Linked DNA regions of Homo sapiens: region 2 is linked to region 1. A link is a contact called in ENCODE Hi-C or POLR2A ChIA-PET data. All regions are on one chromosome and are shown on one strand. The core of a region is the stretch at or near the end of the contact, and the rest is flanking DNA. Distances in the headings are between cores, read along the strand shown. Region 1 holds the start of SYNPO2-AS1 (SYNPO2 antisense RNA 1). Region 2 has its middle 54 kb from the start of MYOZ2.

Region 1 (5,548 bases), core at 1,943-4,442:
CCTTTCCTTTTCTGTAAGGTTATAATGATTATACACATCTTATATGTTATGAAGAATATATAAAAGGTATGTTAAAGACCTAGACATAGAGTAGGTGATTATAAAAATGGATGTTTTAAAAACAAAAATGGAGCAGAGTAATAACACTGCTAATATACTTAAATAGCAATACAATTCTCATTCTACTTTCAGATGCATCAGTACTAAGTGAAGAAAATAATCTAGAAGCAGTAATTCGAGTTCACATTAGGCTTTTTTTTTTTTTTTCATGTGGGCTGCAGTGCAGAGGTATGATCTTTCCTCACTGCAGCCTCAACCTCCAGGGCTCAAGTGATCCTCCCAAATAGCCTCCCAAATATCTGGGACCACAGGCACTCACCACCACACCCAGGGAACTTTGTTTTATTTTTTGTCGATCAGCCTGTGTTGCCCATGCTGATCTCAAACTTCTGGGCTCAAGCAATCCTCCTGCCTCAGCCTTCCAAAGTGCTGGGATTTAGAGGCGTGAGCCACCATGCCTGGCCCATATTAGGCATTTTAATAAGTGAAGAGAGTAAAATTAAGAATAACTAATGCAACATTATCTGCATCAAAGTGAAATTCTAAAGAATGAAAAGCATCAAATTTCTCCTTGATGTTCCTTAGCTGGGACATTCGATGTTATGAGATAAAATAAATTTCACTGTAGTCTTAGAAGAAAGTTATTAGACTAGTTCTTCTTTTATTCTACCTTTATTAACTTGTTCTGTAAATTTGAGGAGTCAATTAACATTTTCCTGTGTCCATTTAGATATCTAAAAATAACTCATTAGAGGTTTTATTTATTTGCAGTTTCACCAAGAACAATGATAAGGATAATGGGATTTAAAGAAAACTTTGACTTAGCATAATTCAGCAAAACTGTGTTGGTTTATTGAGTGAGACATATAACACATTTGCAGTGCCTATGAATGGACAATGGTGATCCACTAGAATTTTCTGTTCCATTTTGTGATGTCTATAGGGAAGTTGTTGGAGGCTTTAGGGGCCATATCAATAGCACACTGAATAACAGTCTATTTCCTGGTTCCTCTGACCCAGCCAGGGCATTTATTTAATGGTGAAATGAGATGGAAAAAGGAAGAGTATGTACATCATGCATCCTGAAATAGAGGATGGAACAATGTGGAAGTAAAATTATTAGCTAAAATCCCTCTCAGAAAAGGTCTATGCTCCCTGCGGCCAGTCGTGGTTTGGACTAGTTTAAAATACAGCTGGGTAGTCTAAATCATAGACTAAATCCTAGACTAGATATAGTGGAAATGGCCACATGTGCCTATTATCATCTCTCAAACTTGGGATGGGCCAGTGATGTTCTCATAGATACCTTTGGTATCACCAATGCCAATTGAGATGAAGGTCGAGTTTCGGGGCTACTTTGAAAACCACATGAAATTTGGTTTGTAGTACTCTGAGTGACCTAACCCAAAGAACATTCTTGGCATAGAAATTCAAGTTTGAATTGGCATTTTTAAACATGTCGGACTTATTTTACTATCTCTGGCTCATAAAAGAGTAAGTTGGCAGAAAAAAGCAAGTCTTAACTGGATTACTGAGTTGTACATTCATGGTTACAGTTTCCACTGTGACTATTAGAAAATAAATGAAAATGTAAGTATAGAAAATGTAGCCTTTTGCAAGAGGGCATCCTATGGGCTGATTACTTTTAGAAAGGTTTGGGGACCATAGGGTGGGTTTAAATATTAATTGTAACCTATAAAAGGATTTAAAATTGTGAGAACAAAGGTCATTTATGCTGGGGGTTGGGGATTTTACATGTATATGGATTGGCAGAGGGGAAGAAGGTTTCTTTCATAGAGTCACATCCTTGTCCACAGAATTTCTAATTTTAATTCAATGGGAGTGCAAGGAAAACCTAACAGAGTGAGAGGTACAACATCAAGCTAAGATTGCTGAAGAGTTGTTCACATCGGAGGGCTAAATAGCTGGCCCCCGTATCCTGCTCCTCTTAACTTCATTAGGGCCTACAGAATAATGTAGTAAATGGTGGTGTTCACATGAAATATAGCCCAGCAACCTGGTGTGACCACAAAGGCAGCCAACTGTGGATGACATGGTACAGAATTAGATCCTCGATCAGGGATACTGTAAGGACACTGAACCAAGTTCTGTGCAGGGCCCAGCCCAGCCAGCAGATGTTAAACAAGACACTTCTAGATGCCTAATTGGCATTGATTAAACACTTGTTAATTGATTGACTTGCTGATTGACACAGTGTCACTGAGAATGCCCAGTTGGATGACAAGGCTTTTGACATTAACTCTATTAATATGTCAGTGGCTTAGGCAAGTCTCAATGTTTTCTTGACACAGGATCCTCCTGTCTACAACACAGAGGATAGTCACTTGCCTACAGCAGTTTTAGGGGAGAAGAGAAGACTGAAAAAAGATGAGATTATTGTTGAAGTCTGAGGCATCCCTCTTCCATCAAAATGTGCCAGCACCAGACAGCTTCCACAGGGAGTCAGAGCTTGACAGCTCAGCTGTCTTCTGAAAGGAGAGACAGACGGCAAATCATGTTCCAGGAGCACGAGGCATAGCCAGGAGCATGAACCCAGCTGAGGAGCAGGGCTGAAGGACTGGCAGAAGCTAAGGAGCACTGAGCAGACAAGCAGGATCAAACCTCAAGGATTATCTGCCTCTACAACCTTCCCCCAAACCCTGCTACATCCTACTAGAGCAGTGGCTCTGAAGCTTCGGTGTACGTAAGGAGCACTTGGGATACGTATTTAATCTACAGATTGCCATATCCTACCCCAGAGACTCTGAACCAGTAGGTTTCTTGGAGCCTGGGAATCTTCACATTAGCAAGTGCTCCAGGTCTAGGACCACACTAGGAGAAGCATTGACCTAAAGGGAACCCATTGAGCTTTGTACTTCTTAATGTCAATGACAAACAATAGTAAATGACAAAAAGATGCCAGTGGGTCTCATATCCAAACAGTTCTAATTTTGGATTTCTCAGTGTCTTGAGGACCAATGACATTCAGAAACACTTCCCAAGTATCCATCATGTGAAATGCATTGAACCAAGCAGTGCAAAATATACAAAGATAAGAACAGTCATGTGCATAAATAACTACAAAACCAGGCTGACTTTGATAGACTCATCAAGTGCTTAGGCCAGGAAACTTACAGAAGGGAAGGAGTAGTTCTAAATGCTGGGATCTGGAAAAGTACTTTGGAATTGGTGCCATCTGAGGTGAAGCTGGAAGGAAGGTAGGACTTCAATTTGGGATGAAGAAAGACACCACTGGCAGAGGGAATGGTTTAAACAAAGGTTTGGAAGCCTGAGAATCCAGAGTGCTGGCCTGTGTCTGGCCTGTGGAGTGTGTCAGAGGGCAGACTGAAAGCAGAGTAAAGGGAAAAGTAGAAGGGTCATTTTAGGGGCTTTGAACGATATGATGAAGTTTGATTTTGTTCCAAAGGCAATGTGTGTAGGATTTTGAGCAGAAGAATAACTGAAGAGGATTTTTTTAATTAAACAGATAATATCTAATGTTTAAACTAAACATTATTATTCTAAATAGCTAATGTATTTATAAGGCACAGCATTTTAAAGGAACAAGATGGTACATAATGTAAATTTTCTCTCTCTTACATCTGCGTCTCCCAGTCACCTATTTTGGAAGCAACTAATGTTACCAGTTTCTTTTGTATGGAAAGGACTGTTTTGGAAAATAGCTAATGGCCAAATATTGGTTGGGCTGGAATGAGGAAGAGGGGATTCATGACAGAGACACCAGTTTGGTGATCTTTTCAGAAGTCTAGGTGATGAAATGAAGGCTGGAAATAGAGTACTCTCAACGCATGTAGAAGGGGGATTCTGAAAAGACATTTCATAATCCTCTGCTCCCCATGTCCAGTCAACTTACAAATGACAAAGGGGAAGTCAAGGATAGTTGAAATTTTGACTTGAGAGTTGAGGAAAGGTAAGGAGGGGAACTCAGTTTGGGACCAGGATATGGGGAGGCTGTGCAGGAAAGATGAGTTCTGTTTTGGAAATGTTTGCCTATGATATAGGACATAGATGTGGAAATGACAAATATCCTGTTGGAAGGGCAGGCACGTAGCTTGTTAGAAATATTACTGAGGAGTTATGAGCAAAGAGGTGGTAGTTAAAGTTGTAGGATTCTATGAGCTCAGTAAAGAACACAGCAGATAAAGGGGCTGAGTACTGAAAAATTCTTATATCAAGGAGGAAGTAGAAGTGGGGCCAACAGAGACTAAGGAGAAATGTTCAGCGAGTGAGTATGCTTGTTATTGAATTCTGATGAAGAAAGTATTTCAAAGGGAGAGAGGTCAGGGGATTTTAGATCAATGCTGCCATCATGGTAATAGGAATGTAATGCACTAAGAGGAAGAGCTGAGAAGAAACCATTGAGCCACCTGGAGATGAGTAGCTCATGGGTGGGGTTTAAAGGGTAGTTTCCGGAGAAAATAATGCAAGGGAAATAGTAAAGGAAGGCCAGAGCATGGGGGTGTCTGGTGTAGACCTGTTTCAAGGAATCTAGTGTGAATGGAGGCAGAGAGAATAGATGCTGGAAAGAGAAATGAGGTAAAGAACTTTCCCCATTAAGTACAGAGGAAAAGGTTGAAAAGAAAAGGGTGGAGGTAGGGAGATGTTTGATGGAACAAGATCCTGGAAAAGACTGAAAGGGATGAATAAAGGCAAAGTTAACAATGAAGGGAAGAAAACCGGAGAAGTTCACACCTAATCTCCTTGGCCATCTCTGCAAAGTAGCCAAGATTACCTCTGTGTTCCATGAGTTTCTGTTTGGAGATTTGCAAAAAAATACAGAAAGCAATTTGATAGGATATTGACTTGGGAGGGAAGAAAGAATTTTCAAGAGTCACTGACGTTCCAGCTGAGGTTGCACTAAAGAAGCTACTCATCTGAGTAGCTTCCATTAGCTTCCAGATCTTTCTTTAATTTCTCCCCCACAACCACAGTCTCAAAAGAACTGTGCTTAACATTAAGAGTTTGACCTCTTTGGACAATCTGGGAAATGTATTCAAGAACTATCGTGTTCTTTCTGTGGCCCATAAAAAGAAGCAAAGGAAAGAATGTAGAATGCCTTCCAGACAGGTTTCTGGAAATCAATGATTGGTCTGTTATTTAGGTATGTATGCAGTGATATTTGGAAAGAGAACTTAAATATCTCTAGCATACTAGGCTGATCAGTTTATTAGCATCCTGTGAAAACTACCAAAAAGATATCTGCAAGTAATTTACTGGGGCAGGATCAGAGATGAGCGGAACCAGTCTGTCTCCCTGTGACTGAGACCACCGCTAGTGATTCTCCAAGTACAGAGGGGCATACCATCCTCCTTCTCTTCTCTTCCCCCTCTTTTATTTTCTCTCATTCATCTGGATTGACCCCCAAAATATGAAGGAAAGGCAAAGGAGCAGCTCCCTGCCAAATTAAAAGAGGTTATAATGGGGACATGTCCATGGTGAAGAACTATGTGCATCCGAGAGGGTTATG
Region 2 (5,548 bases), core at 2,286-4,785, 96 kb before region 1:
GAGGTTATTTGTTTTGTTGTTGTTTGAGTTCCTTGTAGATTCCGGATATTAGTCCTTCCTTTGTCAGATGCATAGTTTACAAATATTTGCTCCCATTCTACACGTTGTCTGTTAACTCTGTTGATTATTTCTTTTGCTGTGCAGAAGTGTTTTAGTTTAATAGGTCTCATTTGTCTATTTTTTGTTTTGTTGCATTTGCTTTTGAGGTCTTAGTCATGAATTATTTACCTGGGCCAATGTGCAGAAGAGTTTTTCCTGTATTTTCTTCTGGTATTTTGAAGTTTCAGGTCTTACATTCAAGTCTTTAATCCATCTTGAGTTATTTTTTGTATATAATGAGAGACAGGGGTCCAGATGCCATTGTAATAGCTCAAGTGACAGATGATGAGGGCCTGGAGTTGAGTAGTAGTACAAGGAGTAGAGAAAAGTATTTCTGCACTCCACTGGGAGACCTTGGGTATGTGGTTCTAGCTAGATCTCCATTTCCTTTCTGTAAAATGAGTTTTGACTAGATAATGTCTGTGATTCCTTTCAGCATGATGATCTCTTACGTGCCTTAGAATTTTTCTTTTGCTATAAATGTATCTGTCTAGTTTCCCATACATGGGAAGAGATGTCATCTATATCTTTCTATCATGTATATATAGACAAGCATATATAGACTATGGAGAAAGATTCAAATTCAAATCCCATATGTACTAATTTCTAGTGGTATGACCCTGTCACTTATTTATGCATTCTGTGCCCCAGCTGCTTCATCTGTAAAATGGGGATAGCAGTACCAGCCTCAAAAAGCTAAGGAGACTAAATGAGACAACAGAGCTAAATTATTTAGTATAGGGTTTGTTAAATTGTGGGTGTCTATAAAGGTATCTATCATCACTGTCCTCATCACTATCATTGTTATCATCATCTCATCATCATCATTATCATCATCATAATCATCTTCACTCTTTCTACCTAGGAAAGTGCTTAACACCTAGAAAATACTTAATGCATTCCTGATGATTGATTGGATGAATGCAGTAAAAGAGAATAATAATTCAGGTAAATTATGCCAAATAAATCTCTACTTAAGCTTTTCCTTCGATTATTTGAATATGATTTTTGTTAATTATATGAAAATATATAACAACAGCTAAGTCTCCAGTGTAAATCTTCACCTTGCCATATTTAGGAAGCTTCATTTGGAATGACATATGTGATGAAATTAGAGTAGATCATAAGAACATGTGGAAGAATTGCCTGGGTTTTCTGACACATTTTCCAATTATTTCTGTTTGTTTTTGGAAATCCATAATGATTAAATTCTTGTAAATTTTTTTGTCATAGATTTTCACACATAATTAATTGAAAGATTTTTATATCATTCTTGGGCTTTTACTATTTGTGTGGGTATAACAGATGGGCAATTCTCAGATTACAGAGCTGCTTTTGTTAGAATGAGTTACTATTGTAGTCAACTCTGGCTTTTTCTGTTTTACTCTTTTAGAAGCACACGTTATTATACATCTTGCATTACTATGTTCTCCTTCATTTTATGTTTCTCCATTTTGGGAGAATTTCAGAACGATGATAATAATATAGTGCCACCTAAAATTATCCCCTCAATTGACAGTGACCTCACCTCTGTCTGTACAACAGGAAAGGAGGAGGGATGTTAACACAGGCCACGTCTGGAACAAGATTGGTTCAGGTCTATACATAAGTACCTTAAAAGCTTAAGATGGACTCTATAGTACAGCAACAGTAATGTTTGAAAATGGCATTGTGCCAAAGGTAGGATAATATTGCCATCTTAAATCTAGCAGATGTGAGTGAAAAAAGCTCTGCAATTAATTCTTTGAAGAAAGAACTCAACATTGAAAGGAAAGAGAACCTGTTCTCATTCTGCCTTTTAAAATTCCTCCTGAATTTCATTACATGGTCTGTTGTTTTCGTAGTCTGTGAGTTTTGAGGACTTACCAACGATATTCCTGTTTTAGTTCTAATCTTTAAAAAATAATTTTGATATCTAAGCATTTTTGTGGCATATTTAATTTTAAATATTTTTGAATCAGGATTCAAGATATTTAGCAAAGTCTTGGATTATCCTGCAGCAAAAGGAACTAATCATTCCCTTTTTTTTGAGACTACATGACTTGATCTGCCAAATGAAAATTTAAAAAAATACTTATTCTGTCAACTGGAAAATAAATGTTCCAAAGACTGTAACTACATCTCTGGCACTCATTGATGGCCTGGAGGAAGGTCGGGTCATCCCAGTGCTCACTAAGCCATCACTGTCTTCCCAGAAACTAAGGAAGCATGCTGCTGGAGGTCACCCAGCACCGCTGTCTATTCTCTACTCTGTTGAAAGAATTTTAAAGAGGTGGCAGCTGGCAGCGATAGTGTGTGTTTGAGATGGGGAGGATGATGAGATAAGAGGAAGAATCACAGTGTCAGAGAATGGTGGGCAGTAATGGGGAGGGAAGGAATGCTTTTGGAATATTCTGGTGTTGACTGATTTACTACAGAGTGTTCTTATGCCTGCCTTTCCAGGTGGAAAGATTGGACAGCCTGTGTGTTCTGCCTTCCTCTTGTCCTGCCCTTTCAAATCTATCTCCCTCAGTGCTGCCAGAATGAACTTCCTACAACACAGGCTTGATCATGCCAACTTCTTGTTTAAAATCCTTTAATGGCCCCATGGTTGCTCTATAGCAGGAAAAGGCAAAACTATAGCCAATGAGCCAAATTTGGTCAAACACTATTTTGTATGGATAGCAAATTACAAATGGTTTTTACGTTTTTAAGTGGTTAGAAAAAAAAAACAAGTATTCTATTCCATGACTTGTGCAAATAATATATAATTCCAATTTCAATGTCTATGAATAAAGTTTTATTGAGCCATGATCATTCACTTTTATATTGGACATGGTTACTTTGCACTATAAAGGCAGAGTTGAATTCAGACTCAAAGGTTCCTTAAGCCTAAAGTGTTTACAATCTGGCTCTTTACAGAAAAAGTTTACTCTGCCCTATGGGGAAAAAAATCCACTGCTTTCTGATTCTCACTTTATTATTCAAGACTAACAGAGAGCTGCCTGGAATATTCCAGCACTGTGCTGTTCCTTCTGTCTGGAATGGCCTGCCTCTAGGCTATTCTCACCCTCTACCAGTTACTACTCCTCAGCCTCTAAGACTCTGCCATAAATCCCTCCAGGAATCTGCTGTGAGAATCCTTCCACTCCTCATGCACCAATCTTTCCACATTAAAGTTTGGATTTTTTCTTTTATTCTTGCTGTGTTCTCATAATACTCTGTGTGTAATCCCATCATTGTTCTTCTCTCTTTACATTGTACCCTCCCTAGAACTGTCAGCTCCCTGGGGACAGAGGTCACATTTTATTCACTAGTGTACTCCTAACATCAAACACTGCATAAGCCAAGTAGGTAAATAATTGATGACTAACGTCAAAGATTCTTTGCTTGGCCAAACTTTAGTCAGGCTTCTGAGTCTTCTGCTAGGTCCATTTGTATACTTCCTTGTACAATCCAGTTTTAGCAAAGAATCCTGCTAAGTTAGTTTAGTAAGAACGCTTATCCTTGATATCTGGTCATACTTGGTATGAGCAGGTTCTTTATCTTCCATCATCCCCAAGGTGATGTCTGATCAAGAATCCCATTTAGTTGGTTTAGCCAGCATCCTCTTACTGCCCCTTGGCTATAAATTCCCACTTGCCTATGTTGTATTCATGGTTGAACCCATTCTCTCTCCCCACTGCACTTCCCCACTGCAATGGTCCCTATACCTATTGCAATGGTCCTGAATATTAAAGAATATTATGAAGTAATTTTTTCTTTAACAGTTATTGTGCTGTGACTCAGATAGGATTAGACTCATCATTGGACCCCCAGGACTCTCACCTAGGACACTGAATGTGTGCCTTTCCTTTGTCTTCTCTCTTGACTGACTGAGGATTCGCTGGTAACTCAGACTTCTGAACCATTGTTCCAGACAAACATTCCTTGAAGCTGGCAAGGACAGATGTTGATTCTAAAGGTATAAGTATACTTTTTGGGGCTGGGTTCCAGTCCCCAGGCTTCTTTTGAAAGGTATCTCTTGGGCTGGAAGCTCTTCTTCCTGCCTCCTTTTTGGGAGTGGGAATTATTCCCCAATTCCCTGGGCTAGAAATCTCTTCTTCCTGGCTTTCTTTTCCTGAGTGGGGATGATTCACTGACTATGAGCTGGAAGTCCTTTTCCTAGCTCTGTAAGACCTCTCTATTCTGTTTCCTCTGTCCTTTGTATTGGGTCTCATGGGAACTTCTCTGTCACCTGAAATCTCTCTTCTTGAACCTCTGCTGACAATCTGCTCTGCCAGCAATGTCTACTCCTGCTAGCACCTTTCCCTTCCCACCCCAGCTCCTTGGTCACTGGAACTTTAGGCACCCTACCCTCCACTGGGGACTCTCAAGGGATTCAGAGTTCCCTCAAAGGCAAGTACTTGAGGTTGAAAAGAGAATTTAAAAGGAACTATTGGGAAACTGGGAAAATGAAAAAAAATTAAATCCTTCTCCACAAATATTGGTAAAAAGCTTTAGCCCTTATTGAATAGGTAAGCTTGACTTGTGCCATTTTTGTCAGAAATACAATTTGGTTAAAAATATAGAGATAAACCAGTGAGTTTCTATTACTTTGTTTTACTGCTTCATGACTAAAATTTTTACATTTTTCAATTGATACATAATAATTGTACATATTTATGCAGTGCATGAGATTTTTTATGTTCTTTTTTTTAATTTTATTTCCTTATTATTATACTTTAAGTTTTAGGGTACATGTGCACAATGTGCAGTTTTGTTACATATGTATACATGTGCCATGTTGGTGTGCTGCACCCATTAACACGTCATTTAGCATTAGTTATATCTCCTAATGCTATCCCTCCCCACTCCCCCCACCCCACAACAGTCCCCAGAGTGTGATGTTCCCCTTCCTGTGTCCATGTGTTCTCATTGTTCAATTCCCACCTATGACTGAGAACATGCGGTGTTTGGTTTTTTGTCCTTGTGATATTTTACTGAGAATGATGATTTCCTGTTTCATCCATGTCCCTACAAAGGACATGAACTCATCATTTTTTATGGCTGCATAGTATTCCATGGTGTATATGTGCCACATTTTCTTAATCCAGTCTATCATTGTTGGACATTTGGGTTGGTTCCAAGTCTTTGCTATTGTGAATAGAGCCACAATAAACATACATGTGCATGTGTCTTTATAGCAGCATGATTTATAGTCCTTTGGGTATATACCCAGTAATGGGATGGCTGGGTCAAATGGTATTTCTAGTTGTAGATCCCTGAGGAATTGCCACACTGACTTCCACAATGGTTGAACTAGTTTACATTCCCACCAACAGTGTAAAAGTGTCCCTGTTTCTCCACATCCTCTCCAGCACCTGTTGTTTCCTGACTTTTTAATGATTGCCATTCTAACTGGTGTGAGATGGTATCTCATTGTGGTTTTGATTTGCATTTTTCTGATGGCCAGTGATGATGAGCATTT

What was found. A loop is a pair of places that touch in the nucleus more often than their neighbours do. ChIA-PET counts read pairs that join two places held with the same protein, here RNA polymerase II (POLR2A). Pooled maps may share reads with other maps.
Region 2: a map of heart right ventricle shows a loop between it and region 1 (4-fold over the local background). The contact joins the enhancer-like site here to the promoter of SYNPO2-AS1 in region 1. A Hi-C loop is called at or near these places in 3 of 168 maps with a recorded cell type or tissue (PC-3, heart right ventricle and mammary epithelial cell) and 4 of 50 pooled maps. POLR2A ChIA-PET finds 5 or more read pairs at or near these places in 1 of 52 experiments (WTC11).

What each region holds. Positions count from the first base shown.
Region 1 is chr4:118,982,363-118,987,910 of GRCh38, reverse strand. SYNPO2-AS1 (SYNPO2 antisense RNA 1) reads left to right here and starts at 3,192. Exons shown (of 3, transcript XR_939120.3): 1 at 3,192-3,278. The region is part of intron 1 of SYNPO2 (synaptopodin 2); the gene reads right to left.
Region 2 is chr4:119,079,023-119,084,570 of GRCh38, reverse strand. No RefSeq gene overlaps it. Among named protein-coding and RNA genes, the nearest start is that of MYOZ2, 54 kb to the left of the region's middle. Within about 2 kb of position 3,535, at least 4 of the 41 ENCODE cell types and tissues checked have a DNase peak (open chromatin) inside an H3K27ac peak, as active enhancers do; they include heart right ventricle, where a contact is called at or near this core.